2 separate regions of the Homo sapiens genome follow, and region 1 is linked to region 2. A link is a loop called in an ENCODE intact Hi-C map of the cell type or tissue named here. Cell type or tissue: Caco-2. All regions are shown on one strand. Links, peaks and the distances in the headings refer to the core of each region. The heading gives the core; the rest is flanking DNA.

What was found. Hi-C counts contacts between places; a loop is a spot of excess contacts. Peaks named below come from ENCODE experiments on the same cell type or tissue, not always from the same donor. Only the 100,000 strongest peaks of a DNase experiment are listed, where the experiment ranks them.
Region 1: a loop joins it to region 2, with 3 times the contacts of the local background. A loop is called at or near these places in 4 of 110 quality-filtered maps.

What each region holds. Positions count from the first base shown.
Region 1 is chr21:37,744,057-37,759,665 of GRCh38, forward strand. The region is part of intron 2 of KCNJ6 (potassium inwardly rectifying channel subfamily J member 6); the gene reads right to left. LOC101928368 (a long non-coding RNA gene) reads left to right here and starts at 7,481. Exons shown (of 4, transcript XR_244309.5): 1 at 7,481-7,560; 2 at 10,514-10,644; 3 at 14,090-14,146; 4 at 15,250-15,609. RefSeq lists an enhancer at 11,298-12,145. In Caco-2, for the core only: no CTCF peak of the experiment used is centred there; DNase peaks (open chromatin) are centred at 7,405 and 7,765.
Region 2 is chr21:37,692,637-37,708,245 of GRCh38, forward strand. The region is part of intron 3 of KCNJ6 (potassium inwardly rectifying channel subfamily J member 6); the gene reads right to left. KCNJ6-AS1 (KCNJ6 antisense RNA 1) reads left to right here. Exons shown (of 8, transcript NR_183540.1): 2 at 5,919-6,058. Among named protein-coding and RNA genes, the nearest start is that of KCNJ6-AS1, 180 kb to the left of the region's middle. In Caco-2, for the core only: a CTCF peak has its summit at 8,200 (motif pointing right); a DNase peak (open chromatin) is centred at 8,255.

The sequences.
Region 1 (15,609 bases), core at 2,993-10,992, 50 kb after region 2:
CAAGGACAAAAAACCAAACACCGCATGTTCTCACTCATAGGTGGGAATTGAACAATGAGAACACATGGACACAGGAAGAGGAACATCACACACCGGGGACTGTTGTGGGGTGGGGGGAGGGGGGAGGGATAGCATTAGGAGATATACCTAATGCTAAATGACGAGTTAATGGGTGCAGCACACCAACATGGCACATGTATACATATGTAACAAACCTGCACATTGTGCACATGTACCCTAAAACTTAAAGTATAATAATAATAAAATAAAAAAAATGGATAGTATAGGTGTCTATTTTTCCAGATGAGATAAGCTGAGAGGTGACTGGGAAGGAATGCACATGATTTGGAATGCCCTGGAAACAGAAAGAATGAGAGGTCCAGACAGAGAAAAGCTCAGGTTAGGAACGGGTCTCCTCTGGGATTTCCAACCCACCAAGCCATGTCCTCTTGGGAGGAGGAGAAAAGGGCAACAAAACTGGCAGAATCCTTATTCCACAGCCTGTCCCCAAACACCATCTTTCACTGATGGTAATAATTCAAGTAAGAGAAGTGGAGATTAAGTAGTTGCTGAACTAAGGATCAGAGAGCAATAACTGAAGCTTGGCAGGCCTGGTAATTTATCTCCTATGCAATGTTTTTCAGATGTTCCTGAGATATTCAAGTCTAGAGACCAGGCTTATTTGGAGTATGTGTCATAGGGAAGGCAACAGTGGGGGGTGTGTAAGGATTTCACTGAGTTGCAGGAATCACAAATTAGGATGGAGGTTATTTTCAAACCTCTTTATATGGCATATAGTAGGCAGAATAATGGCCCCAACGAGGCCCACATCCTGATCCCGGGAACTGTGGATATGCATGTTACATGTCAAGGAGAAATTATACTTCCAGATGGAATGGAGGTTGTCAGTCAGCTGGAAGATTATCCTAGGTCCTGAAAAGTGGAAGAGGGAGACAGCAGAAGAGAGGGAACCAGGGAGATAGTAGCATAAGAAGGACTTAGCCCAACGTTGCTGGTTTTTTTTTTTTTTTTTTTTTTTTTTTTTTTTTTTTTTGACAGACAGGGTCTTGCTGTGGCCCAGGCTAGAGTTTGGTGGTGCAATTAGGGCTCACGGCAGCCCCTTGACCTCCCAGGCTCAAGTGATACTCCTGCCTCAGCCTTCTGAGTAGCTGGGACCACAGGTGTGCACCACCATAGTCAGCTAGTTTTGTTATGTATTATTTATTTATTTATTTCTATATTTATTGCAGAGATGAGGTATTACTCTGTTGCCCAGGCTGGTCTCAGACTCCTCAGTGCAAGTGAATCCTCCTCCCTTGGCCTCCCCAAATGCTGGGATTACAGAGGTGAGACATCATGCCTGGCCATGGTTGCTGGTTTTGAAGATGTGGGAAGGGGACCATGAGCCAAGGAGTGCAGGTGGCCTGTAGAATCTGGGAAAGGAAAGGAAGTGGATTCCCCCAGAGCTTCCAGAAAGGAACACAGCCCTGATGACACCTTGGCTTTAGCCCAGTGAGACTCCTGTTGGACTTCTGACCTCTAGGATCTTAAGTCAATGCATTTGTGATATTAGTCCAATCAATTTTCAGTAATTTGTTACGGCAGCAAAGGTAAACAAAACAGGAGTAGGCAGATTCCCGTTCAATTCAATTTATACACACTGAACACCTGCTATGTGCCAGATCCTGTGCTAAGAGCTGGGTACAGGGGTGAATAAAGATGCAGCCCCTGCCCTCAAGTCTCACAGCCTTGAAGAAAACACAGGAGCACACACGTCCCACTAGGGCAGCGGAGGCAATTCCAGGATCACGGTGTGTTCGCTGGGGCAGCCGTGACAAAGTACCACCAACTGGTGGCTTAAATAACAAACTTTTGTTTCTCACAGTTCTGAAGGCTGGGAAACCCAAGCTCAAGGTGCCGGCCGGTTCTGTTCCTAATGAGGGCTCTCTTCCTGGCTTGCAGGAGGCCACCTATTCACGCCCACATGGCAGACAGCAAACTCTATCTGTGATCTCTCTTATAAGGGTGCTGACTCCATCCTGAGGGCCCTACCCTTAGGATCCAATTACCTCTCAAAGTCCCCAACTCCCAAATGCCATCACATGGTGGATTAGGATGTCAACATATGAATTTATGGGGAACATAACTCAGTCCATAGCAGATGGGAATGGGGAGATGGTGGACTAACTGTCTTGGGTGAGGTGGGAGCGGGTTAAGGAAAGCAGGAGTGGCAGTCCTTAGGTAGCAAATCAAAGGCCCAGGGATAATCCAGATCTGGGGAACAGAGTAACAAATCATGAGGTTGCAAGAGAGCCCACTTCCTTCATTCTTCCAGCTGTCTGGTGATCTGGGGTTGCTTTGGGCCTATCTCTGAGGCAGAGGGGAAGGGAGGTGAGGGTGTTTACTGAGTGTGCTCTGTATACAATTCAGTCTTCTCCAAAAGGCTGTGAACAAATGTCGTTTTTATCACCATTGTTAAGATAGGGGAGAGGAGTTTCTGGAAAGTTCCATAACTTGCCTAGGGTGTTTGACCTCTAAAGCTGGTATTCTCCATGATACTCACTTGACTCTGAGTAATTCCCCTCTGATTAAACAGTGGAAAAGAAAAAGACAACATGACGTCTCCTGCGACCTTAAACCCAGCACTGAGACAGTGCCTGGCACATAACAAGAGCTAAAGAAATTTTTCTTGAATAAATGAATAGGTAATTTCAGATCCTTTAAGACTGACCATTTGGAATGGGAGTCTATAACTTCTACATACTCTGTAAATTGTCCTTTATCCACTCTGACTGCTCAGTGGATTTTTTCTTTTGAGCTCTAGCATTCCATCCAAATAAATCCCAAGCAAAAGTTTTAAGTGCTCCAGCTACTAGAATTGATGGCAAAGCCTTATATTCGCTGATATTTTTGCTGACTTTTGGAGCCTTGTTCATAAGGTGCAAGATCAGTGGAACACTTGAATGTGTGTGCAGAGCACTGTGTGAGCCCTGCTGGAAGCTTCCAGAAGTACAGGATGTGGTCCCAGGCCCACACATGCATGAAGAGAGGAAGGGGAATGGAGGCAGAGGAAAAGACGCCCTGCCAGGGTTCAGCAGACACAAAGACACAAGTGTAGGAAGGATGACTGAGAAATGATCTGTTTTTTCCCACCCCAAAAGGGGCAGTTGTTTTCTTTGCCCCCTTTGGAGAGGGCCAGAAGGGGATTTGTGTCTTGCCAGAAGGGATTTATGCCTTGCCTTAGAGGAGGTTCTTTAAAGGTCTTTGGTTTCCCAAAGCCTTGGCTGTGGTAGGCAAAGCACTGGATTGCTCCAAAGGGATGAAGCTTTGGGATTTTTATTAGGAAAAGCTGGCAAAGGCCTTACTAGGGAAAGGGAGGGGCCCCTAAGACCTGCAGAAGTGAGCTGGGTTTTCTGATATACAGAATCTGTGAATATGTTCCACTATACAAAGAAAAATCGAGGTTGCAGTTGGAGTTAAGGTTGCTAATCAGCTGACCTTCAACTGGGGAGATTATCCTGGATTATCCGGGAAGCCCAGTGTCATCACAAGAGTCCTTTTAAGTGGGAGAGGGAGGCAGGAGAGGGAGAACGAGAGAGATGGCAATGTGAGAAGGACTCAGCCCATGGTGCTGGCTTTGAGGGGGGAGGAGGGGGCCATGAGACAAGGATTGTGGGCGGCCTCTGGAAGATGGAAAGGCAAGGAAACAGATTCTCCCCTGGAAGGTGCAGCAGTAATGCAGTCCTGCTGAAAACAATTTTAACCCAGTGAGACCTGAGTTAGACTTCTAACCCGCAGACTTGCCAGATACATTTGTGTTGTTTAAGCCTCCAAGTTTATCGTAGTTTGTTCCAGCTGCATAAGGAAACTAACACAGGGTAATATGGGGGTGCCTGGAGACTGAGTCACAGGGCTGAGACCTTGGAGACCCAGTGATGGTCTCATGGCTTTCCTGGATATAGAGGAAATGTACCCACAGGCTTGTGACTTGTAATGTGTTGTGCAGACTTAGTCAGAAGCAAGACCAGAAACCCCTCCACACGTTTTATGGACAGTGTAAGTTTCTAGGGCCATTTATACAACCCCAGGTACGGGTGGTGTCCCTCAATAATGGTGGATACGTGAACACTTCCAACCCTGGACAGCAGGTGCTCAGAGCCAGTTTAATTGGATCTAGGAAAATTAAGGGTTGTGATGTATCTTGCACCTGAGGGTGGTGAGCAGATTCACAGCTGCTCTGCTCATCAAGATTTTTCTAAAAGAATATGTTAATTGCCGCAGAACTGCACTTGTCAGAGCAAGCTCATAAAAGAGATGAGTTTTCAGTTGTGTTTGGAACAGGGTAGGAGTGGGTGGGTGAGGACTGGGATCCATGGTTCGTGGATGGGAGGAGAGAAGAGTTCAGAAATGGATGTTAGGAATCCATCTCTAGAAGTCTTAACAGTGTTTTCCATTGACTCAGAGCTTGGTTTTGTGGTAGTGGGAATGTGGCAATATGAAGGATTCTGGTGATAGGAAGTGGAAGACTTCATAAGCAAAAGCCCCAGTCTTAGTGGAACGCTTCAAAGCCACAGGTTCTTCCAGTAACTGCCTGGGTCTTCCGCTTCTCCCCTTGGCTCTAAATTCCCAACAGGCTTTGTGGAGGTTTGACAGCTGCTCCAGGAGCTTGCAATTTACTTTTTGTTCACTTTATGCAAATTCATACTTGGCTTTGTAGCACAAAGGACAAACCTAGTGGGGTCTGAGTTGCCCTACGGAGGTTTTATCCCCGCAAAACTCGGGAGCCCAGGAAGCTGCAATGACAAGGGAAGAGTCCAGGAACAAAACCGTGGGAGAGACCTACATATGAGGCATTCCAGAGTGGTCTTTGCACTGTGCTGTCTTAATAGGTATAGAGCTATCAACCTGGAGTAGGCAGTAGATATTTAACGCTCACATTTCATCTAGATGTATATGTGTATGCATGTGTGTATGTATCTGTGTACAATGTGCATATTTATATATAATAAACACACCTATGCATGCACACTTTTTGATGGGAGACACTAATTTTAGGCAGTATAGGTCAATTTCTAACTTCTGAGCTGGGGCATGGGGTCATTTTCAGGTGACAGGTGGGGTAACAGCCACAGGTATGCAAACTTCCTTCTAGCTGGTCTCGAGGGCATCTTTGCTCAGAGGGGGCAGAAGGAAGTAGCACTGGCATCACTTCGAGGAAGCCGGGTGTTTGCCCGTAGCACAGCCTGAAGCAACTGTGCTTGGGACATAGGTGAGTAGAGAATAAAGTACGCGTGGGCAAGGCCAGGCAAGCACCAGCACAGCCTGAAGACACACCCTCCGCTCGTGGACAGAATGGGGCACCATGCAGGGAGCCCCATAGGGACTGCTCAATGAATCCACCTGGACTGGATTTGTCACTAGATGGTGTGAGATGCAACTTGTATTGCACCCATACCTGGAGCCCGGCTGTCATTCTCTGCCATGGAGACAAAGTGCCTATGTTGTGGCTGTCCCAGACCCTTTCCAAGAGGATTTAGACTGCAGTGTAAAGGGGGCTTCATGTTGAGGCACATTATCCATTTGTGGTTAAAAATTTTAGCAAGGAGCTAGGAAAGTTATGTTTGGGGTCATGATCCAAAGGAACTTCTACCCTATTAGCTTAAGGATTGAATCTAAAAGATATTGGAGGTTGAAAAACGGTCTCAGGAAAGTCCTCTAACTTAACACAGGGACATAATCTATTGAGGCTGAATGGAAAGAAGGACAAGGTGTTGCTTTTGGAGCCAAAGTGCCAGGGTTCAAGACATTCGTCAAAGGGCAGTAATCATACCTATGCAGCCTGCCTTGCACCGTCGCCAAGAAAGCTCCAAGCCAGTGCAAACCAACTATCTGCAAAACATCTAATGAGAGGTCAGAGCTGGGCTAAAAAGTCACAGACCTGAACCTTTATCTGCAGGATAAAACATTTGGATTAAAGGCATTTAAAAAAAAATGCTTGCTGCTTTTTTGGTAGCAGAGCATAAAGCCACATCAAAAGAAGACATTTATGCAGCCAACAAACATATGAAAAAAAGCTCATCATCACTGGTCATTAGAGAAATGCAAATCAAAACCACAATGAGATATCATCTTACACCAGTTAGAATGGCAATCATTAAAAAGTCAGGAAACAACGGATGCTGGAGAGGATGTGGAGAAACAGGAACGCTTTTACACTGTTGGTGGCAGTGTAAATTAGTTCAGCCATTGTGGAAGACAGTGTGGCGATTCCTCAAAGATCTAGAACTAGAAATACCATTTGACCCAGCAATCCCATTACTGGGTATATACCCAAAGGATTATAAATCATTCTACTATAAAGACACATGCACACACATATTTATTGCAGCACTATTCACAACAGCAAAGACTTGGAACCAACCTAAACGCCCATCAATGATAGACCGGATAAAGAAAATGTGGCAGATATACACCATGGAATACTATGCAGCCATAAAAAGGATAAGTTCATGTCCTTTGCAGGGACATGGATGAAGTTGGAAACCACCATCCTCAGCAAACTAACACAGGAACAGAAAACCAAACACCACATGTTCTCTCTCATAAGTGGGAGTTGAACAATGAGAACACATGGGGACACAGGGAGGGGAACATCACACTCCAGGGCCTGTCTAGGGTGGGGGGCTAGGGGAGGGAGAGCATTAGGAGAAATACCTAATGTAGATGACGGGTTGATGGGTGCAGCAAACCACCATGGCACATGTATACCTATGTAACAAACCTGCATGTTCTGCGCAGGTATCCCACAACTTAAAGTATAATAATAAAAAATGCAATATTATTATTAGAAGCTAAAACTTGGTAAGAATGGGAGCCTACCTGAAATTGCTATCTGGTTACACACTCAAAAAACCTTTGTTATATGTTAAGGTAAACAAAATTTACTACACAAACTACAAGGCCTCTGAAATGAGAGAATCTCAAATGTATTTGAGTTCCATGATGTCTTTTTGAATAAACCACTAAACAATGAAGTAGGGAATATTTTTGAGGGTGCTGAAGGAATGGACTGATTTTTATTTTTTTGCTTAAGCAGGGCCAAGAGAAAGCAAGAGAGGGCCACACACACAGAGAGAGAAATGCAGTAGCCTTTGCCCCTAATCTCATGAGAATCTGCTAATTTTCCAATCTCTCACTGGAATATTTTATGCCTAAAATAATTCACGATGTGGCTGTAGCATGCACTGCCCTGGACTGCTGAGCATTTTAGTAGCAAAACATGGAGAGTGTTACCTGCTGACCTGCTAAGGAGCATGGGCTCATTCCCATCCCTCTGTGTGCTAACACTGGGACCAGGGAGAGCAAACGGGAGGTGGGACGCTTATTGTTATCAGTATTATGTGCCTATTTTCACACTCATACGTAAGAGCACCCTGGGAATGAAGTGCAAGGTTCAACATTCCTGTGTTTAGAGGAATGTACTTGCTGAGGCATGAGAAGTATGAGCAGACTGCGAGGCTGTAAGAAACTCAGTTGTCCCGGGATGCTCCAACTCTGAGGGTGAGTTCCCCCTCTAAATGTGATGTTTATGGTATCACAGGAGGGTCCTGACCAAAAGTGATCCGGGCACTTTGTACTTAGTTTCTATGTATGATTGTGCCAGCTTTCACAACATTCCCACACTCTTACCAGAAGGGAGAATGATGAACTCATCACAAACCAATGTAGTGTAAGCTCCTTCACCCTATCTCGGGGTCTTTGAAGATAGAAGCTGTGCTTTCTTGATCTGTGTGTCCTCAGGCCCTAGTACGATGCCTGACATATGATAATTCCTCAATGCATTCTTGATAAGTGATTGTTTGAATGAATGAATGAAAGAGAAGGAAGACATTTCCACTGGATTAATGAAACGCTAAGTTGGAAGAGTGCATTAGGAACAGTTAAAGAATGGGCAGTGATGGAAAGCTATCTACAATGTACAGAATCTTGTTACTGTGCAGATTTGAGTCAGCCTTTGATGACTACTGATAGCTATGTCACCTAAAGAAGAGCCTTCAGGAATCTTGGATCTGTCGTTCACCCAGTGGGAGGTGGAGAAGCACTGTAGGTCAAGGCGGGCTGCTCTGTGTCCTCATGAGACCTTGGGCACCAGGGCCAGCCATGCTTTGGAGGGGTTTTCCAGGATCAGTTGCCTTGATTCAGCCCCAGTGGCCCTGCTACACTGATCACAGCTGGTTGGACCAGAGGTGGACACCTGACCAAAAAGGTAGCTGCAACAGGCTGACCAGCATCCTAGGAGGTGGTCTGACATGAAGCTCTGCCCAGTAGATTTCTATACACATGGCGGCTGGATCACCCAGTCAAACCTTCTCTCCCAGGAAGTCTGAATATGAGCTAAATAGAGAAGCCAACAGCAGCAAAAGCCGAGAGGAATACAGAGGGAAGGCATTAAGCAGAAGCTTTTAAGGAGAGGGAAAGAGAGGAGAAACAATGCAGGCAGAAAGAGGAATAGAGAGGGAGGTGCTGGGTCCCACACATGGCAGACACGCTGCCACAGGGTCACCATAATGTGACCGTGCTCATAAATCCTGGGGACAAATGAGGCTTCAGTTCCCAGGAATCCTGGCTAGGCGGCCCCAGACACATTCAAACAAATCTCATGACCCAAGGCAGCCCCTAGTTCTTCCTGCAACCCTGAGGAGCCTCATTCCCAAATTTCACTTCTTGGGTCCCAGAGCCAGGCTGGTGTGGATGACACAGAAGGAAGACCTGTGACTGTAGGATGCTGTGTGCTGTGGGAAACCAAGGGGTTCTGTAAACTGTAGGCTCTGCCCCTGCCCTGGAAGGGATTCATACTGGAGTTAGAAAAGCCAGAAAAATCCACACACAGGTGTCCAAGGTGTTATATATTAAGTAGCCAAAGTGAGAGAAAAGACAAGGGCTGCCAAGAGTAAGAAGTGAAGAGGGCAAGGTGGGCTGGGCAGGGAACACAGGGAAGGCCTCGGAGCTGGGGACTGAGTGCTGAGGGTGGGCGAGACGGCCGCATGGAAAGGTGCTTGCAGACATGTGCACAGGGTGGCAAATGCCTGCAGCGTGTGCAGCTGGGCTGAGAAAGGCAGCTCTGGTCTCTGCAAATCTGCAGGGGTTTCTGGATGCCTAGAGTGACCAGAAGCACGGATTGAACCTGTCAAACAACCCGAGTGAGTGGACAGGGCCCAGATGGTATTTCCTGACTTGGGGGCCAGCTGTGATCCTGAACGTCCCCTAGTGCCCTGGGATCAGCACATTTGAAGGCATGTCTGCGTTTCTTCCTGGGAAACACAGATCTCTGATGAAGATAGGCTATGATGTGAGAAACTTCAACCAGGCGTAAATTGCAAAGGGCAGCAGAGTGTTCTGTTCGCACATCAAGAACGTATCCCAGCCTTAGAAACAAAATAGAAACGGAGAGCTGAATCTAGAGAGCCGGACAGCAGGCTGCCTGGCAACCACCAAGGAACACGACGCTCTTAGCCTGGTTCTGCTCCTACTGTGCAAAGGGCAGTCTGGAGATAGCAGGTCAACATCCACTTGGAATCGAAAAGGTTAAAAAAGCATGCATTTGGATGGCTCTCTGTTCTCTTTTTCTTTTCATATTTGTTAGTGCCTGTTACCTGCAGATCGAGGGAACGCTGTCACTAATGTTATGTTTTATAGGCGAGCCTTTGCTGAGTAAGAGACTACACTCAAAAGAATCACCAGGACCCTCCCGATTTTCAAGGCAGGGGGCAGGTCCCAGTCCCTACACTCCTTGGTCTCTGAGACATCGGACACTATGCCTTTCATTCCCATGGGATGCTCTCATTTTCCTTGGCTAGGTCTATTACATTGAGAACAAGGCTGGGCCCTTGAGCATGTGCTGCCTGACTCTTTAGAGCACGGGGTGCCTTCCTTGTGGGGTCTGAAATCAAAGACAACATGCCTGCAGATAGTTTTCTTGAATTTTTGAAGACATCTGGGGCCTGGGCCACACATAAGATACTGCAACCAGCTAATAATTAAACCTGGATGCCACCTGCCAGCTCATTCTCCAGGTTTGGCAAATGAAACACACATTACTAGAGGAAGGACATCTTTAGGGGAAGGAAGGCCCATCTTTAGGGGAAGCTGCATCCCTGGTATCTTTAGAACAATGAGGCTTCCCCAGAAAGGAGGGCTTCTGAGACCTCAAGGAGACAAAGTACTGTGAATCTCAAGTGCCGCTTGCTTGAGCAAAATGCAACCGACTTTCTAAGAAACCATGAGATTTCTGAATAAGGAGAAAGGGCTTTTATCAGGGTTTTTCTAGCTCCATAGTTTGTTAGCAGAACACAGAGTTGGATATGATAGCTTGAAGCCTGTGGTATGAACTGATGTGTCTTTCTAGGGTTTGACACTTAGTAGACACCCCACAAATGTCACTTGGTTACAGAAATAAGTGAAGGTTTAAAATGAAAGAAGAAACGTACTGTGTCTTTATTTCCTGTGGCTCTAGCTGATCCGGGACAATGGACTGAATGCCATCATGAGCCTCAATGGACTTACCTGTAAGAAGGGTCACGTGAGATTCCAACGCTAATGAGCGTGAAAGGTTTTTGCAAACAGGAACTGCAGCACAAAGGAGAGGTAATATGTTGCTGTTGGGTGAGGTGTCCTGGCTGGGTTTGCTTTAGTCCTCACTTTCGGTACATTTCCTGCCTAAGATATTTGTGATGGTGGAAGAAAGGCCTGGATTTCTTCCTTTAAGATTAGGAGTGGCTAGTTTCCCTTTTGGGGGCTGTTCCTAGGACTTGAGGCACCGTCTCAGAGCTGAGGAGTAAGCAAGGCTAAGCCGCAGTGCAGCTGGACAGAAAGCCGGAGAGGTATTGCTGGGCTTCTGGAAGTCCCTGAAGGGTGGAGCTTCTCAATAGGTAGCAAAATGACAAACTCTAGACAACTCCAGGATGTGTTCAATGATAAAACACAGGCTCTGGAAGCTGGCCTGAGAAAGAAGTCTTAATTCCTTAAGGACCCGAGCGAGACCCAGTTCTAAATCTTAGAAAAGAAGTTTGCAAGTGTCTTAGTGGATGCAGAGTCAAGATAAACAGAATTTTCTAGCACCGTGGAAGGAACAGAAATTACAATAAAGAAGAAATAGAATCAAAAGGAACTTGGCTGACTTTTATAGCTTCTGGTTGTCTATTTCTGGGACATCTATGTTCAGTGGCAAAATGAAAAAAGAAAAAAAAAGAAAAAAACAACTACACAAACACACATGCAAAAGCTTTCAAAGAAGGCAAGAAAAAGCTATGCCCCTGGGATAGAAGGCTCTTTCCTGAGACTTTCTTTGTTATCCTAAGTCCTGCAAATCTTCAAATGTTACCTGAGAGTGTTTCATCTGGAATTCAAAGTCAAAACCAAAACAAAACTAAAACCCAAAAAGAAAGGCAGGAGAGAACAGCTAGTCTTGAAAATAGGCAGACTAGTTGAGGGAAACAAATCTGTGTGTGCTTTGCCATGAGGGGCAACTGAAGGAAGAGAGGAGCCTGGATTATCCATGATTTAAGTATTTGTAATTGAGGGAACAGAAAAGGTGTCCTCTCTCTGTGTTTAGCCAGCAAGGGAGCATGGCTGAGTTGCCTTGAGCTCCTGACCCTATCATGAGAAGCCATGAAGGGGTGAGGTGGGTGCTACCATGGGCCAGCCTCCGGGTGAGAAGGATGGATACGAGGGTGCGGTACAGGCAGCAGGAGCTGTGCCAAGCAGAGTGGAGGCTGCCCCTTTCCCCAAGCACATCTCACACTGCACCTTGGCCTTTGGTGGAGCCACTGACTTCTGGAGAGCCCCATGCTGTGTGAGTGCTAAATGCGGAATGCAGGCACTTTGTGAAGTCTTTATTCGGTGGCTCGAAATGCTCAGAGCTTGAGAAGAAAAATCAACACCAAATGGGTTAGCTTCCTCTAGATGCTTTTGGATGAAAGCTCTTCCAGGTTCTGTGGATGGATGGACGCTGACACAGCACCCTCGTTTGTAAAGCAGGGCTGGTGGCATCCACTTGGAGGCTGGCACAAGGGTTGTGTGGGATTTCCCTGCCCGCCAAGCTCCTAGCCCTTGATTCAGTGTCTGTGGCTCCTTTAGGACCTGTGCTGGACCTTCATTAAAAACCAACAAAAGTAGGAAAACTGATGCAAATAAAAGAAATAATACCACAGATGACCATTCATTCCATGTCAGAAACAAATGCCTGGATATTCCTTTATGATAAACCTGGAGAGCAGGAACCACCCATTGAAGACAGTGTGGGCCACAGACCCCACGGTCAGAGAATGGGTGGTGGGAGCAGGGCTGGCGTGGGGGCCTGGGAGAAGGCAGGGGACGTGCGTGGAAACAGAGGCGCAGTCTGGGTGAGGGGTCCAACCCTTAGGCAGCACTGACATCTCCCCGCTATGCTGGTCTCCACCCTGGCCCCAGCATTCACACTGCATTCCTGCTTTGCAACTGTGAACCCTGTGAAGCACCGAGTGGAGTGTCCAGCCTGGAGTGAGCACTCCCTCACAGTGTGATGATTCCAGCCCAGAGTGAGCACTCCCTCACAGCGTGATGATTCCAGCCTGGAGTGAGCACTCCCTCACAGCGTGATGATTCCAGCCTGGAGTGAGCACTCCCTCACAGATTCAAGCCCGGAGTGAGCACTCCCTCACAGCATGATGGTTCCAGCCCAAGTGAGCACTCCCTCACAGATTCCAGCCCGGAGTGAGCACTCCCTCACAGTGTGATGATTCCAGCCCAGAGTGAGCACTCTCTCACAGTGTGATGATTCCAGCCCGGAGTGAGCACTCCCTCACAGCGTGATGATTCCAGCCTGGAGTGAGCACTCCCTCACAGATTCCAGCCCAGAGTGAGCACTCCCTCACAGCATGATGGTTCCAGCCCAAGTGAGCACTCCCTCAAAGATTCGAGCCTGGAGTGAGCACTCCCTCATAGTGTGATGAGTCCAGCCCAGAGTGAGCACTCTCTCACAGTGTGATGATTCCAGCCCGGAGTGAGCACTCCCTCACAGCGTGATGATTCCAGCCTGGAGTGAGCACTCCCTCACAGAATCCAGCTTGGAGTGAGCACTCCCTCACAGTGTGATGGTACCAGCCTTGGTGAGCTGTCTCTCACAGTGTGATGATTCCAGCCTGGAGTGAGCACTCCCTCACAGTGTGATGATTCCAGCCTGGAGTGAGCACTCCCTCACAGCTATGATGTTTCCAGCCTAAGTGAGCACTCCTTCACTGATTCCAGCCCGGAGTGAGCACTCCCTCACAGTGTGATGATTCCAGCCTGGAGTGTGCTCTCCCTCACAGTGTGATGATTCCAGCCCAGAGTGAGCACTCTCTCACAGTGTGATGATTCCAGCCCGGAGTGAGCTCTCCCTCACAGCGTGATGATTCCAGCCTGGAGTGAGCACTCCCTCACAGTGTGATGATTCCAGCCTGGAGTGAGCACTCCCTCACAGCATGATGGTTCCAGCCCAAGTGAGCACTCCCTCACAGATTCCAGCCCGGAGTGAGCACTCCCTCACAGTGTGATGATTCCAGCCCGGAGTGAGCTCTCCCTCACAGATTCCAGCCTGGAGAGAGTACTCCCTCACAGCATGATGGTTCCAGCCCGGAGTGAGCACTCCCTCACAGTGTGCTGATCTCATTTGTTGCCAAAGCAATCATTCCCTATTACGGAGAAGAGAACACCATTTTGACTTGCATGAGGCCACACGCCTAGTCACTGGCTGGCTCGAGCCCAGGTTCTGACTTGAAATCCAATTCCCACAAAATGCTTTCCTTAGCAAATGATTCCTAATTAATACAACAACAGAAAGGCCTCACAATGTCAAATCTTAGAATGAGATCAGGTTTCCAGCAGGTGTCCCTGCATTCACCCACCTCCTGCGAATGGCTTCCTGGCATTAGGTTTCAGGGTGTCACTGGGTGGGTTGAGGGTGTGGGGATGGTGAGGGAGGAGACCCTGGGCCTGGTTTAGTGGAGGGGGAGAGGCTTCACCTAATTTTCAGGGGTCCAGCTCCAGTTGACTTTCCTCTTTGTGCTCCTAGGCATGAATCCTTGAGCGATTAAGACAGTGGGAGTGACGGGGCAGAGTCACCACGGAGGTGGGTGTCTGCAGATGTCTGTGAGGCTGATGGTGTGTGGGTTCTCTAGGGTCCTGTAACTTTATTATCTTTAGACTCAAAAGGTGTTCTGGGATCATCGTATTTGCATTGGTGGGAGTGTGTGTAGAATAATAGCAGTTATTTTGGGAGAAGTTACCCTGCGCCAGGTGCTGTAAATATCACCTCCTCCTTCCATTCTTAAGATGGGAGTATCCACAGTGGTAAGCTGGTAAACCAAGTGTCCAGAAAAATTAATCCCTCATTTGTAGTGTTTGCTGATTGCCATGATGTGAATTGCTTTTACCACTGCGGATTTCAAGATTATCGACCATTCACAGGATTCCTGAATATCTACCCGTCAACTCTTATGAGCCAGAGGAACTGGCTCTAGTACAAATAAGCCAAGTAAGGGATTGTACAGACATAGGAGTAAGCAATAGAGATTTTTTTTTTGAGACAGGGTCTGGCTATGTTGCCCAGGCTGCAGTGCAGTGGTGCCGTGATAGCTCACTGCAACCTTGACCCTCTTGGGATTAAGTGATCCTCCTGCCTCAGCCTCCCAGGACCACAGGTACATGCCACCATGCCTGCCTACTTTTTTGTTTTTTTGTAGAGATGAGAGCTTGCTGTGTTTCCCAGGCTGGTCTTGAACTCCTGAGCTCCAGTGATCCTCCTGCCTTGGCCTCCCAAAGTGCTGGGATTACAGGTGTGCGCCACCGTGCCTTCCCGGCCTTAGATATTTTACAGGCGAGGAAACTGAGGATTAGAGATCACATGGCTCAGCCCTGCTCACATGGGTTGCAAGAGTTGCCCTCAGTCTGACCCCCAAGGCCATTGCTTTTAAGTCCTCCTCTTGACAGCCTCCTGGCCCCTATCTGAGGCTCAGCTGAGTGGTGACTGTTCCATGTTTGAGGCTGGGGAGGAGATCAGCTCGCAGTTCAGCTTCCTGTCCCCCAGGTGGCAGGGGCGGTCCTGGCTGGGAAGGCTAATTTGTCCGGGCTGCATCTCTGTCCTACTCTCGCCAGCTCTGCCACAGGGCCTCTGTCTTTCCCTTGCGCTTTGAGGTTTCTCTGGGTGCCTCACCCTCCTCTTCTTGTTCCCAGACACACCACTGTGAAATGAATGGCGGGACTGCACTGAACGGCAGAATGTTTGAGGGCTTGGTCATACAGCTGGAGGGAAGAGTGAGACCAGGAAGAGCTGAAACGCGGCCTCTCCATCCCTGTTACAGCAGCACCTTTCTCACTGGGCTGCAGGCACCCTGACCGCAAAGGTGTTCTCACAACCCCGCAGGGTCTTGCTCCTCCCTGTGCCGCCAAGCTTGCCACTCCATCTGCCTGGCACGCTCATCCCCGCCATCCCCATCACTGGCTTCCCATTGTCCCCTGGGTCTTGTCCTTGAGGAAGCCTCACAAGTCATCCTGTCTAAGTAGCACTGTTGGTCTTCTCCATAGAACCTTCTC
Region 2 (15,609 bases), core at 4,009-12,008:
TCTGAAATAGAGTTTAGGTTCTGGCTTTGGAGTGAATCAGGAAAATGGCAGAACCCTTCAAATTCACTTTCAAAGAGACATAGAATATTGACAATGTGACATTCTCTAACAAACAAAATGTTTCCATTGATAACCACAAATTACTCAGCGATCTGCCAAGGAACCATTGATTTAGCCCAAATTTCTAAGGCCACTCCCCTCACCTAAATGGTTATTTCATTAAACTTAGAGCGAAAGGGTAGCATTAGATATGCTAAGCTTTACTCTTAACATAGATACCAAGAAGGGACAGTTTTTGACGCAAATCTTTATTTGGGTTGACAAGAGCCACAAAGAAACTCATTCTGTAAGTGAGCTTCTACAAAGTGTCACTAGTGACTGCCGCACCCTGTGTATGTTCCATCATGTTTTCAAGCTTTTATTAAAAATGGTTAATGGGTAGAGGGAAACATCCCTCTATTTTGACAGCAGGAAATTAAAAACATGAATCCAACTTGGAAATCCATCAGATGACCTGTTTAAATGTCTTAATTTTTCGAGATAGATGGTACCAAGTGCTATGTTTTCTTGCCACTTGAAGGTAGAACTGATGTTTTAGGCAACATCCAAGCAATGTCTCGTTCAATGCCCACATAAGCAAGACTGTAAGTTCTGCCATCTCTTGATTCACATCACCATTTGGAGGATGGGAGTCTTAAATTTCTCTGTCACAAGGAGGGGCCCAGGGATTGGCTGAGTTGCAGAATGAAGGAGTATGCAGGAATGAACCACGGCGGATGAGTCCATAAGACAGAATCCTGGAGGAGAACCAGGAAATCAAACCCTCAAGGTGGGCTGTGTGGATCTGGGACAAGCCGGGAGAGAAGCAGGGGCCACCGTACGCCCCTTGGGCCTCTCTAGCAGGCAGGTGCTCGCCCCTGAGAACCTAGATCCTCTCAGACGAGAGTGGGCAGGAAGAGAGGTGGGAGGGGTGGGGGGATACAACATAGTGAAAATTTAAAAAATTGATACGTGATTTTGGGATAAAAGCAGAAACACTATTGGATGAGCTAGAACAGAGCTCCCCAGGCCCACAGACAAATGGTCTAATAGATTAAATGGTAACACTTTGATAATCATTATAAAGAAGTTTTTCATAGAACTGTTACCTTTTGGTAGTCTGGCTTCCTCATGCCCTCCCTCCAGCGGTACCCACTTTCTTCCCTCAACCTGAACTCATTCCTGCAGAAATACTTTTCACGCTTTTCATTTCTTCCATGTGCCCACTATCTTCATTCAATTATTTACCATTTTTTTTTTAAAAAAAACAAACATTGGAACAAATATAATAAAACTTCTTTACATTGATTATCTAAACATTGACATTTAATCCCCTAGCCTTTTTGTCTAACAGTTTTGTGTTGTGCCAGCCACCGGGCAAATGGTGCCTTCCTGCCAGAGGGGCGTGGGAAGTAAGAAAGTGCTGAGAAGGTTCTGGAGGGAGAAAGGCCCCTCCTGGGACAGAGGTGGTGTTCCCCACACTGCAGCCTCAGATACCTGTGGGCCCTGAGTTTTCCTGAAGGCACTTTCTGCTGCTGTGGAGGTGACGATTGGACCCATGGATGGCCGGCTGTGTGTTTATCTTAGTGCTTCTCACCAGGACAGCCTCCCATCACCTTCACTCAGACCCTTGACCTCCTCCACCTTGATGGTTCTTTTAGCGAGGACAAGCTCACACGTTCAAATAGAGAAGGGGCATGGCCAGCTTTGGAGAAAGAGTACTGTTAGCATTTTTGGTATCTTTCAATACTGCCTGACTGTGGAATAAGAAGCCACATTTTACATATAGGGATTTTGCCTTACATAACTTTAGATAAAGCACCATTGATCAAGCTACATGTGTGGCCCTTACAACATTTTAGTCTGCAAAAAGTCAGGTTCTCTATTCCAGGTGTCAGCGGTGTGTCGGGGAACTTATGTGGAGGCTACAGACTTTTAGTGATGATGAAAACATTGTGTCCCTTTATTATTGCTCTGATTTGGTCCAAGAAGAATAGAAGTACTTTGCGTAATGTCATGGACTGAATTGTGCACCCCCCAAGTTCCTATGCTGAAGCCCTAACTCCCAATGTGACTGTACTTAGAGGAGGTCCCAAAGGTGAAACGTCCCACTGTCTACTCATTGTATTGTATCAGGTGGGGAACCTGATCCAGTAGTTCCAGAAGAGACACAAAAGAGGGCTCCTTCTCTCTGTGCCTGCACAGAGGAAAGGCCCCGTGAAGATAGAGTGGGAAGGCCTTCATGCTAGGAAGAAGGCCCTCACCAGGAACCCAAGCTACCTCTATCTGGGACTTCCAGCCTCCAGACTGTTAGTAAATAAATATCTGTTGTTTAAGCTGCCTAGCCTATGATATTTTGTTATGGCAGCCTGAGCTGACTAATATACACAGCATATAACACAGCCAATTTCAGGGGTGGTGCTATGGAGAGAGTAGCCCCTAGGGTAGGGACCTAAAAAGCACCAGGAATGAAGTGAGCATGCACACCATAATGATGCACAATCTTGCTGCATGCCCAATAAATTTGATTCCAGGCATTGTTGCAACCACAAGGGAGACCTGGCTTGTTACAGAACTTAACAGTGTCCATCCCATAAAAGGAAATCAATGGCTAAGCAAAAGTCCAACTATTCTTAGTGCTGTGACATGAAGAAATTTCCCCAGAGAGTTTGCAACAAGGCAGCTGGTGGGGAAGTTAACACCACCTTCTAGCAGACACAGGGTCAGTTTCACAGGGCTGGTTTTTACATTATGCAGCTCAATAAAAGTAGTGGGCTTCTAAGTGTAGGGTGGCTCTTTGATCCTCCTGCAGGTGTTAAGAGCTGGGTCTGAGACTTCTGGAAGAATGCAGGAGCTGTGACTTTATGCAGACCTCCCTACATGTTTTCACTCCAGATCAACATGCTGGTAAGTATTGGAGTGAGGAGCTTGGGATTTCTCCCTGACAGTTTCTGGAAGGCAGTGTTTTTGAGCTATGAGTTTAGTTCAGATACGTGTACTTAGCAGCCAGTTAAGCTGGGCTAGAACCGACCTCTTTTGTAAATGGAGGGACCTGGTATGAATATCTTCTCGGTACACCAAGTGCCTATGTCTTGGCTTCTAAAGACCATTCCCTAGTAAAAGGAACAAGGAATCTTTGGAGAAATGTCTGACTCCAGAGCTGGAGCTGAAAAAGTCCAAGGTGAGCCTGTAACATCTTTTTGTGCCAGAAAAAAGGAAGAACACACAAAATGATTATGTTCAAAGGGCAAAGAGCCACTAGAAAGGGATCCCACTGGCCAGATCTGGGATAATGTGAGCATCACAAATAATATCAGTAGCAGATTATAACTCATTGAATACAAGAGGAATCCATGAATCCATACTGATATAGATAGATCAATAGATAACTAAGGGAGGGGAAAAGCTCTTCCTTATAGCTGAAAGAGAACACATCAATGTAGAAAGAACCATGCATTCAGAGGTAACCATCGTAGAAATAACCGATTCAGGTTAGAATTATCGATGAATGCTAAAAGCAAAGTTTGAGGAGGAATAAGATATTTACATGGCCTCAAAGTAACTGCTCTGAGATACTTCTTACAAGGTGAAAACTAGTAATTTTAAAGTTAAGAAACCTGGCAGACACCACCTGAGCCAGAGATAGAAGTTAACATCATTCAAATTAGGAAAAGCTGACCTTATGTGCCTCCTGATATAATGCACTGGGAGGGACACAGCACCACTTTGTATTCTTGCCCCACAGACATAACCTAAATCTAATCATGAAAAGAACATTAAAAACCTTAAGTTGAGGCACATGCTACAAAATAACTGCTCTATAGTCTTCAAAAAATTAATGTCATGAAAGATAAGGAAAGACAGAAGAATTCCACTAGATAATATGAGATTGAGAGACATGACAACAAAGTACGACCTGGGATTTCCTAGAATATAAGAAGAAATGGTTGGAAAAATTGGCAAAATCTGAATCAAGTCTGCAGATGCTACTATATCAGATTAGATATAGTAGCATTATGTCAATATGCATTTTCTGATTTTGAAAATCACACTGTGGTTTTGTAAGACTGTCTTCACTTTTACATAACTGCATCATGCCTACAGTTTACTTTCAAATGATTAAAAAAACTCACATGTATACATGCATTCACACATACATCTACATGTGTGTCTATATCTAGAGAGAATGATAGATGTGGTAAAATGTGGAAGATCATTCCTTCTGCCCCTAGCTCCTGAGGTAGCATGGCGAACAGGATCAATTTCATGATCTGAAATGAGTTAGCTGTGTTGAGCTTTTGTAGCCAGATTCACTCATCAAATTGTCCTCAATGAACTCTCCTGTGGTTTGGATCCACAGTCAGGCCAAGAGGTATCTTGACAGGCTCCCTAAATTGTCACCAACAGGTGCTGTGGTCTTCATGTGCTCAGCATGGTGCCAAGGGGAGGAGGGAGCGAGAAGACCATAAGACGATTGTTTGACCACCGTGTGGCTTAATTCTGCCTGGAGAAATGTCATTGACATGGGGGAAGTAGGAAACAGAACAGGGGCCAATGGGGTGCTCCCCTTGCTGGGGAGAGCTAAACTGGTTTGAGGAGGGAGCACAGGATTGGCTGAACCCTGTGAGGCCTCATGGAAGAGGCAGAGCTTGCTTGGACCTTACAGGGTGTGAAGAATTTCGATTGGCTGGGGGAAAGGAGCCATAGAAAGTGGGGTGGGAAAGACAGAGAACAAAGCAAGCCGGGAAGAACCTGAGTATTCCCAATGTGTGTTTTCCAGGGAAAATCCATTCTAGAAGAAAACGACTTTGAGTTGAGAAATTTCATATGTGCTACTGGTACTCAAGCGTTTGTTGCAATTATTCTGATCCAAGGTCCTGCCTATCAGCTGGATAGGAATTAAGCCAAACCACATCTTAGGGTCTTTGTGAGGGCTTCCCACCAACCACATTTGGTTGGTTTGGTGATGAGAAAGTTCAAACAATATTCCTTGGGGGCCATGTTGGCAATAGTTGATCTGTGTGATTGGATGCATTTTCAAAGAGTTTGTTAATGGTGCCTTTCTGCATAGACAGTGTTCCACAATCGCCTGAGAGAGGATAAGGTTGTGTGGTGTGGATGTGTGATTTATATTTGTTGATGGTACATTATTCTAAGTTACACTCAGTCTCCTAGGCAAATAGGGGTGGGAGAGAGAGGAGTTTGCACAAAGAGAGTCTCTTTTGGAGTGGGTGGAGTTTGGGACCTTTAACGTTCAAATGCATTTATGATAAGAATAAATGTCGGTGTGAGGAGTTGGGACACTTTAAGTAGTGGGAGTACTTTTCACCCAAAGAAAGACAGAGCAAGCCCAAAAGGAAATGGGGGCATTGGTGCAAACACTCGTTAAACAAAGACACTCATGCTCTTTTATCATTTTCTTTGAAAACAGAATGTTAATAATAGTACTGTTTACTGCGGGATCTCTGCTTTTGAACAGAAGTTCAATTTTATCTTCCTCCCAAAGGTCAGGAAACCTCATCTCCCCCTTATTTTCTCATCCAGGGAGAATGCAAATGCAAATACACATGCAAATGATCTCATCTCCTCATGGACTGTGGCCACTTCTGCCTGTCCAGGAGAAATGGATGCTGGCTGCCCTGCTTCTCCAGGCGGGGGCTGCCCTTGCTGCATCCTGGCAGTGATGATGCGGTGCCCACTCGAAGAGCGGTTCTGGCTGGGAGTGCGGGAGGGGGGCTCATGGTCTTCCTGCTGTTCCCCTCCTCATCGAAAATGTTTTCTTATGTATATGATTCCATTCCATATTGTATTGTAATTTGTTTTTATGTGAGGAAAGAATTAAAAATAGTTTTGACTTTTGTTGTTGTTGTTTGAGACAGGATCTCGCTCTGTTGCCCAGGCTAGAGTGCAGTGGCACCATCATAGCTCACTGCAGCCTTTCGACCTCCTGGACTCAGCTGATCCTCCTGCCCCAGCCTCTCTAGTAGCTGAGACCACAAACGAGCGCCACCATGCCCAGGTAATTTTTTTTTTTTTTTTGAGACAGAGTCTTGCTCTGTCACCCAGGATGGAGTGCAGTGGCACGATCTTGGCTTACTGTAATCTTTACCTTCAGGGTTCAAATGATTCTCATGCCTCAGCCTCCTGAGTAGCTGGGATTATATGTGTGTGCCACCACGCTTGGCTAATTTTTTTGTATTTTTAGTAGAGATGGGGTTTCACCATCTTGGCCAGGCTGGTCTTGAACTCCTGGGCTCAAGCCATCCTCCTGCCTTGGCCTCCCAAAGTACTGGGATTTCAGGTGTAAGCCACGGCACCTGGCTAATTTTGCCATTTTAAAATGGTTAAAAAAAAATCCAAAGTGAAGAATAATACTTTATGACATGTGAAAATGATATGTGTCCATAAACACAATTTATGGCAGAGTTGAGCTGTTGTGACGGAGACTATCCACAAACCCTGAAATATTTACAATCTGGCCTTTTACAGGAAATTCTTTGCTTAATCCTTGCTCTAAAATACCAGTTCCGTAAGGGCAGGACTTTGTCCTTTTTATCTTTGTACAATGCCAGGCACATGGAAGGTTCTGGAAGGTCTTTGCCTGCAGATTGAGTACACCTCAGCTTCGGCCCCCTTGCCTGTTGAGTTTTTACCTTTCAAAAGGCCTTTTGCATAGTTTTGGAGGCTCATCCTTCCCACTCCTCCTCTATTACTGCAGGGGGAAGGGATACTTAGGGATAGAGCATTTTTTATTGATATGGATACCTCATATTCATATTAATTAGAAACTTCTGGAAAGCGATCACCCTTCCCATGTTTTGCTCTTCTGAGAGCCAGCTTGTTCCTCTGGCAGAGGGGAGGAGATTTGCCAGGGAAATCGGATAACATCAAAGGGAGTCCCTGAGCATGTAATTAGGTAGCATGAAAGCCTTGGGGCATGGCTGCTCTTGGAGTCCAATCTCCTGGCCTTGGAGAGTCTCTGTTGGACTAGACCCACTTTAAAAAGGGGCACAGGGATATTCCTAGTTGGCAGAGTCTCTTGAGTCTCTTGTGTGATTTTGAGACTGAAATCTGGGGACAAGTTTGCTTTTTGGATGTCCGCTTTAAACTCTCTGTATTTATGTCAGATGGAGTTTATAAGATGTGTGGTGAATACTGGGTGGGAGGGGAACCTATAGAATAGACTCTTAGTAAAATGTGTCTTTAATTTTTACATTAAATGACATGACAGCCTTCATAGGGAAGCCAGATGTTGCCCACAACTGGTAGAGCCCAGATTACATAGCGTCCGGTGGAAAGGAAACTCTTGAGGGTCTGAGACATATTTAGAAAGGCCACACCTTATTTTTAGAAAAATCATTTATTTTTTTCATCCTTTTTATTGAGCACTGACCATGTGCCAGATTGTGTTACTTTCTGGGAACAGAAAAAAAAAAGGCATAATCTTTATCCTCAAAAGTGTAGTCTGTTGAGGACACCCACATGTGGTCAGTCACCCATGAAACATCATGGAGATTTGCAGAAACTCAGCAGAAGCAGAGGGAGGACTTTTGAGAAAGGTTCCATAGGGGTGGCATTTGCAGGGAGATTTGTGGGCAGGAGTTATTGGAAAGGTAATGGAAAAGGGTATCCTAGGCAGAGACGATGTCACAGCACATGTGCAGGCCAGGGTTGAAATAATCCATGGCATATTCAGGAACGTCTGCAGCCTATGGAGGTAGTGGGGCAAAGGACAGGACACCTGGAGAGGTGCCATGTCTGTGACAGGCAAAGGTGGTTGGTCTCTATTCTCTAGCTCCTCAGAAGCTATTGAGAATCTCTGAACCGGGGAGTTGAGGGGATGAGATTTTTATGTTACAAAGTTTATTCTGACAATGATGAGGAAGGGAATTGCAAAAACGAGAGACTACATTTAGGGAGATCAGTATGGAGCATGGTAATGGTCCAGCAGGAGGGCTTGGTGGCATGAACCAGGGCAGCGGCCAAGCCCCTGAGAGGAAAGGATGTTTGGGTACTAGAGACAGGTACAAGATGGAATGGACAAGCTTAGCCAGGGCCGCCTCATATGGTTGTGCAGGATGTACACTGCACAACTCACCACATCTTAGGGGTACAGCTATATAGACCTATTCCACAGACTTCCCAGCAGATGGCAGTAGAGTGTCTTGAGGAGGGATGCCTTTTGCTCATTTGCATAAGAGAGCCTATGGTCTGGCAGCAGCCCCATGGGAATAGCTGGGCTGTGGAGCACGTGGGAGGGAAGAGCACAAGATGACGGCCAGGTCATTTCCGACCTGGGCACCTGGGAGACAAAGTTCCTTTCATCAAGATATGAAATGCATGACAGGAAGCAAATCTGACTTTAGGACACATTATATTTTAGGGACTTGAGAGCCACCCCAATGGAGATGCCCAGGAGGACACAGCTGCCTGGGTCTGTAGCTTAGGAGAGAGGCATGGGGCTGTGCCTGTGGGAACTACCTCTATACTGACGGAGGTGGTGCCCAGAGGCAGGAAGAGATTGCCTGGGAAAATGTGCAGAAGGGAAGCATTGAGGGTGCAGGACAGAGCCCTGGGGAACCACCGAGGTTTTGAATTGCAGGTGGAGGAAGGGAACCTTGAAGGAGACAGGGAGGAGGCGGTTGGAACTGGTTGCCTGGAGTTATTCCCATTGCCAGAAGGTAGAGGCTTCAGGTTTGACCAAGACCAGGTTAACTTTTTGTGTGTGTGTGTGTGGCAATTTTAAGTGACTCAAGACTTCTTTTCTATGTGCTTAAGAGAGCAGTCTGGTTTGTGACCACATAGGAGATTTCACTCATTTATTCCTCCTTTCATTCTCTCTGTACCTATGTATCCAGGGCCCGCTGTGGTCCAGGAACTGCTCTGGGTACTGAGAGGATAGCAATGAGCAAGACAAGGCCTTGCTCTCACAGAGCTTACATTCTAATTGGTAATAATTAAATTAATGACATAATGTCAGCTGGCCATGAGTGCCACACAGCATTGTATGACGCACAGTGGTCAGGGAGCTAGTTTCTTTTGGGTGATCAGAGAAGACCTCCTGAGCAAGATCTCTGTGCTCAGGATTGGAAACCCATGTGGCTGCAACATGTCAGTTGGGAAGAGGTTGGAGGTGAGAGCAGACAAGCAGGCAGGAGCCAGGCCAGGGGGATCTTATAGGCCAAAGATTTTTCCAAGTGCAGTGAAAATCCACTGGAGGGTTTTAAGCAAGTGAGGTGATTTGCTCTGATTTATGTCTTACTAAGAGTGCTCTGGGCCGGGCACGGTGGCTCATGCCTGTGATCCCAGCACTTTGGGAGGCTGAGGTGGGTGGATCACTTGAGGTCAGGAGTTCGAGACCAGCCTGGCCAATGTGGTGAAACCCCGTCTCTACTAAAAATACAAAAATTAGCTGGGCGTGGTGGTGGGCGCCTGTAATCCCAGCTACTTGGGAGGCTGAGGCAGGAGAATCGCTTGAACCCAGGAGGCGGAGGTTGCAGTCAGCTGAGATCGTACCACTGCACTCTAGCCTGGATGACAGAGTGAGATTTTGTCTCACAAAAAAAAAAAAAAAAAAAAGCTCTGACTGTTCTGTGCCAAGTGAACTTTGGTAGCGTGGTCATTAGCAGATAGACCAGTTGAACGTCACGGCCTCCACATTATGACAACTTAATCTGGGATGGTGGCCATAGAGACAGACATATTTTGGAAGTAATACCCATAGGATTTCCATGGTAAGGGACTGAGATGAATCTCCGATGACGCTGTAGTTTTTGACTTGAGTCACAGTATGGCTCAGGATAACATTTATGGCCCTGGGGAAGATGAAGAGCCGAACAGCCTCTAGAGGACTTGGGAAATCTCTAGCTTCTGCTTTGGCCATACTGGTTGTACAAGCTTGTTAGGCCACGTATGCATTTAAATCTTTGAGTGCAGAGCTCAGGGGAGAGGTTAGTACTGAAGATAGAAATTTAGTGTCACATAGAAAAAGATGGTAATTAAAGACAAGGGCTGAAGTCGCTGAGAAGGAAAGTAGGGGACAGGACTCTGGTTGGAATAGGCTCTGAGGCATTTTGGGAAGAGGAGAATAGCTTGCAGAAGAGAATGGAAAGGCACTCTTATTGAGGTAGGAGGGAAAGCAGTAGGGGAGTCATGAGTGCCAAGGAAGAAAGTGCTGGAGAGGGAGGCTGCGGTCAAGTGCGCTAATGATGTGGAGAGGCCAGGGAACCCAGGAACAGTGGAGTGGTCTTTGGATCTGGCGGGATGGACGTTGTTGGTGAGTTTTGGTGGTGTGGTGGGAAGGGAAGCCCATTTGAGATGGGAAGTAAGAAAGTGGCGAAGGAGAGGACAGGTGATTCTTTCTAGAAGTCCTGAGAGAAAGAGAGCTGAGAAATGGGAAACTACTAGAAAGGGACATGGCACCAAAAGAAGTATAGTTTTGTTTTTCTTTGTTTGTTCTTTGAGGTGGTGGATATTAGGGAATGTTTTGATGTTGATGGAAATAGAACTATTAGGAAAAATTGGTGATGGAGGAAAGAAAGAGGATGGTTGTAGTCCAAAAGTCTTTGAGTAGGCTGAGGGAATGGGAGTTGGAGATGGCCCTTGATGGAACAGGGCTCCACAGCAACAGGGGGGAAGAAAGAGGGAGAGGCCCAGGTGTGTGGCAGAAATGGGAAAGAGGGAGAGGCCCAGGTATGTGGTGGAAATGGTCGTGAGAAGATGCCAGTGTTCGGTCTGATTGCTTCTATTTTCTCAACTAAGCATGAGACCAGGTTGCTATCTAAGGGGGAGATGGTGTTGAAAGACTGAAGAGAGGGAAGAAAGTAGAAATCAAGAGTTTGGTGGGTTGGAAGATAAAAAGACTAAACATTTATATTAAATTCATATTACATCTGTGGATTTCGTTTCATTATAAGAAGAGACCCTGGGGTGAGACATATGACAGGTACCCCCTGAAGGCAAGTGCACAAAACATCTAACACCCTCCGTGCCCCCTCTCCACTGGGCCACCACCTTCCTGGGTCATGGGTGCTCACTGTTCATGAGATGCTCCTTGTACCTGGTCAAGTATGTGTCAGACTGCACTCAAGGACAGAAACGCCACTGTGCCATTCTACCTTTCAATGTGGTAGTGGAGGACACCTTGCCTGGCTGGCACAGGGAACTCAAAGTACCCACACTGAGCCTCTTCAATGTCGGGGATGAGAAATCCAGCCACAGGTGAGGCTTTTGCTAATTCATCCACCAAACCCAGGATGTGACTCCATGCAGCTGTATTGGAACCCAGCCCCGCCTTGCCCTGCTGGGCCTGGTTTGTGGGTGGCCCCTCAAGCTGCCTTCCCTTTCATTTGTAGTCATGACCCATCTGTTGTTGGCTTAACAGATATGATCTCTCTCTTCCCCTAGCCTTGGGGGTATGGGGTAACACAGGGTCTGCAGGCCATGCTGAACATGCTGAGGTCCCTTTGGGGGAACAAAAAGAAATTCTGCTGGAGGGACCAGGAAAGTGCTTGAAAATCTCTCTTGACCCATCCGTGTCGGACCTCACGAATCCTTAACATCATCTAGGGGGATCACGAACCAGCAGCATATTTGTTCCCCTGAGGTTGTACACCTTTTCCAACTTTGTTTGAGGAAACATAAAGTACATATTACTGAGTATGTTAAGCAAACAAAGCCCTGCTTTTTATCACTACTTTAGCTTTCCAAGTTGTATTAAACATACTTAATTTTGGGCCAATGCGAATGGAGCCTTAGTCTATTTTAGACTCAGTCTCTACAGTCTAGCCATCTCAGCTATCCCCTATTGTACATTCTCCTCTAATCCCATTACTCATCAAGCCCTCCATTATCCGTCCGCTTTCACAGATTTCTATTAATATTTACACTATATAAAACATGCTTGAGGAAATGTAAAAGGAAATGTATTTACTTAGCAGATGAATAATTAAAATCTTCCTAGGATGGCCTCAGTATGAGTCGTCGTCATCATCATCATCATCATCATCATCTCCAAAAAGGGTCTTGTTGAGTGTTTTACAGTGGAATGGAAACCCCAGCCGAGCTTAATTAGGCTGATCAAAGCCTATATCTTTTTATTATAGTGCTTTCTGGCAGGGAATTCAGAGTCAAAATTGATTTTTCCCTTTCAATGTTAAACTTTTTTTTTTCCTCCCTTAAGGGTTTGTCAGCTGGCCGCACTTTGGGTTACACTTGGTTGCACTTTGGGTTATACTTGGCACGGCACCAGGGCATTTTGGATGGGGTTAACCCAGAGCTTCAACTGGCACAGTCACCTGATAACACTGAATTGGGTAGAACTGGAGGGTGGGAGCCTCTAGACTGCCCTTTCAAGGGACTCAATGCCAACTGTTATGCAAGACTGGATCATTCCTGCCTGCCTCCTGCAGTCAGGAAAGGGGAGCCCAGTGGAGAAGCCATGGCCTGTAATCAAGAAATTATATATCATTGAGCCATAGTTGTCGGTGCATTAATGAACTCGAATCAATAACCACTATCTTGGAGCTCCTCAAACATGCCATAGGATTTGTGTAGGCTCCTCTAGAGGGGCACTGGAGCAGATAGACTGGGGAAGGGGCAGCCCTGAGACTGCATCCTGGCTTCATCACTTCACCAGCTGGGTGACCTTGGCCAAGTTACTGTCTTCCCAACCCCCTTGCAAGAGCCAACTTCCTCATTTGTTAAATGGGAATGGTACCCACATTTCAGAATTGCTTTGAAGATTTAAAATAATCCATGCAAAACATCTAATAAGGTAATTGGCATCCATTAGGCATGAAATAAATGACAGCTATGAGAACAGTATGATTCACAGAATCATAGTGTCACTCTCTTAATTGATTGAGCACCTACTACGCACCAGGCTCCACAGTGAAGGATGTGCATGATTATCTCGTGGAATCTTTTTGTAGGTACAAGTATCATTCCCATTTTTCAGAATGGGGAAAAAAAGATTTTGTGAAGGTAAGGAATGTGATATACTCAATCACAGGGATAGTCAAGAGTGGAGACAGAGTTTGAATTCAGTCTGTCTGATCTCAGTCTTCACCAGTGAAGAAAGAATTTAAAAGCTAGAGGAGAAGTTCTGCAAAGTAGCCAGCTGCAGATTCATTTCCTGGCAAGTCTAGTATGCTTGGCAGTATACAATGGCCAACTTGTCAAAATGTTAATGTGACATTTTATATCAGGCAAGATAGGCTAGATTTTACCTTGGTGACAAGCAACCCAAATTTCAGTAGCTTAACCCAACATAAGGTTATTTCCTCAGTCATCCTGTATATCACATGGGACTTGGCTTGAGGTCTACTCTTCAAAGCCAGTCAAGGGTCAGGAGGACAGAAGCTTCTCTGTGACATGTGCTTCCACGAGAGCCTTAAGAAGTGGGAAGGGAACACACTTTGGCTTGTAAAGTTTCCACCAGAGGGATACTCACCTCTTAATGTTTCTATTGATGGGACTACTGTTCGCATAGCCCTGTTCAACAAGAATAGGGAAATGCAATCTAATACGTGTCTGAAAGGATGAAAGCTGGGAATTTTTGGTGAACACGCTAATGACACCACACATTTCAAAACCTAACTCACAAAAAATTTTTCAGCTCAGCTTACTGGTTTTCAAAACCATGAGGCGATCTGTGGTAAACTGAAATTGTTGCTCTCAATGATTTACTCGAAGCTCCTGTGAAAAAATTATATTTCCCCATTTTATTGACATTAGGCACTGCCATATGACTTGCTATGACTAACAAATTGTGAGCAGAAGCGAGTGTTTGGCCCTGTCTCTTGTTTTTCCCTGACTTAAGAACGGTGTGTCCTATGTAGGGGCTGCTCCTTCAGTCTGCATCTTGGAGAAAACAGGCTGTAAACAGCTGCGGCTGCCATGTAGTGCGAATGAGAAATAAACCACTGTTTTCAGCCTTTGGGGTTGTCTGTTACAGCAGCATAACTTAGCCAAAGCAGACTGATATAGTATCTATCATTCTTTCTATGTAAACAGAGAATAATGAAATTGGCTACATAGAAATTCACATTTACTGTCCACTTCGTTGAAGTATAGCTGTACTTTAAAGCAGATGTATCTATAAGAACTAACCATGAAAGTAAATATTATTTGGTTAACAGCACAGAAATGCATTTTCTAAATTGGAACATCAGCTGATACCTCAGAATTCTTATGAAAAATCTAGGAGAGGAAATGGGAATATAGAAATCATATTGTTTTCAAATGTAAACGATTAGTCTTGTTCTCACTGAGCAGTTGCCTCAGAAGACCTGGGAGTAATCTACATTCATGTCCACTTTCGGTAGAAATTGGAATGATGAGACGTTACTATCTATAGGAATGCAAAGTCCCTTCTGACTGAGTCCAGTGATTCTCATTAATTCAGATCCCATCGATTTGTCATTCATGGCAGTACCCGGGCAGAGGCCAGGCTGGCTTTTACCCTTGCATTGTGCTTGTGCACTGTGTGGCCTGGTGCTCACAGGTTAACACTCGCTGTTTTGACTATTCAGAGTGGTTTTAGAGGGGAGTCATTTGTCATTCTATCACAGCACTAACTGCAAGGTCCCTGGGGACAATGAAGATGCTCGCTGGGACTGGGTCTCCCGACTGCCCGGCCTCCTGTCCCCGCAAAGCTTTACTCTTTCTTGTTTTTTGCCTGTGTGGTCTATAGAGGAAGAGATGATCTGCTCTAATGGAATTCAGAGGGTTGAAAGGTTACCCGTGAGTAGGTACCATTATTGTTCCCATTTTAGAGTTGAAGAAATGGAGACAGACAGAGGTTACGTAAGGCAGGGAAGGGAACAACTGTGGCTTGAACCCAGGATGGCCTGATGCTGTAAATGACACAAAGGGGCACAGATGAACTGAGCTATAGCCAGAGAAGTTAATTTGGAAAAAGAAGCTTACTAAGTAATTAATATAACAAACAAGGTTATAAGTGGGTGGGTGTGCCACTGTGGAGCAAGGGCATGATTGACTGAAGCAGCAGCACCTCAGGCTGCTTAGCTGTTTAGTATCTGTGCATGTGTGTGTGTGAATAATTTACATAGCTTTCCCCAGTGATCCTCTTCCGGTCATTAGAAATTGTTGAGTAAAACTGCTTTGCTGGCAACCTGCTGTCCGCACTTGTATTACTGAATGCCCTAGGAAATAATAAAACTCTATTTGTTTAAGGATATGCTAATTAGAGACTTCACACGATTTGACGTTCATCTCCTAATTTGGATGATGCTGTTCCTTTGGAAGATGAGTATTGACTTTAGAGTTTGGGTCTGAGCTAAATTTAGATGCTAGTCCAATTTTGTCCAATGGCTTTGAATTCCACATTGTATATACTGAGAGATCATCACTCACTTCTATTGAGCATCTAATTTAGTGGCTTCTTATGGCCCATTTGGAGAAGGAAGAACAATGGATTTTCTGGTATTGGTGAACAATGAACAATTTTTGCCTTTTTCAATCACAGTAATATATGGTGACCTTGACTCCTTGTCTTCTAAAGTATGGGAAATGTTTAGTGGAGTTATAATGCTAGGTTTCTTACAG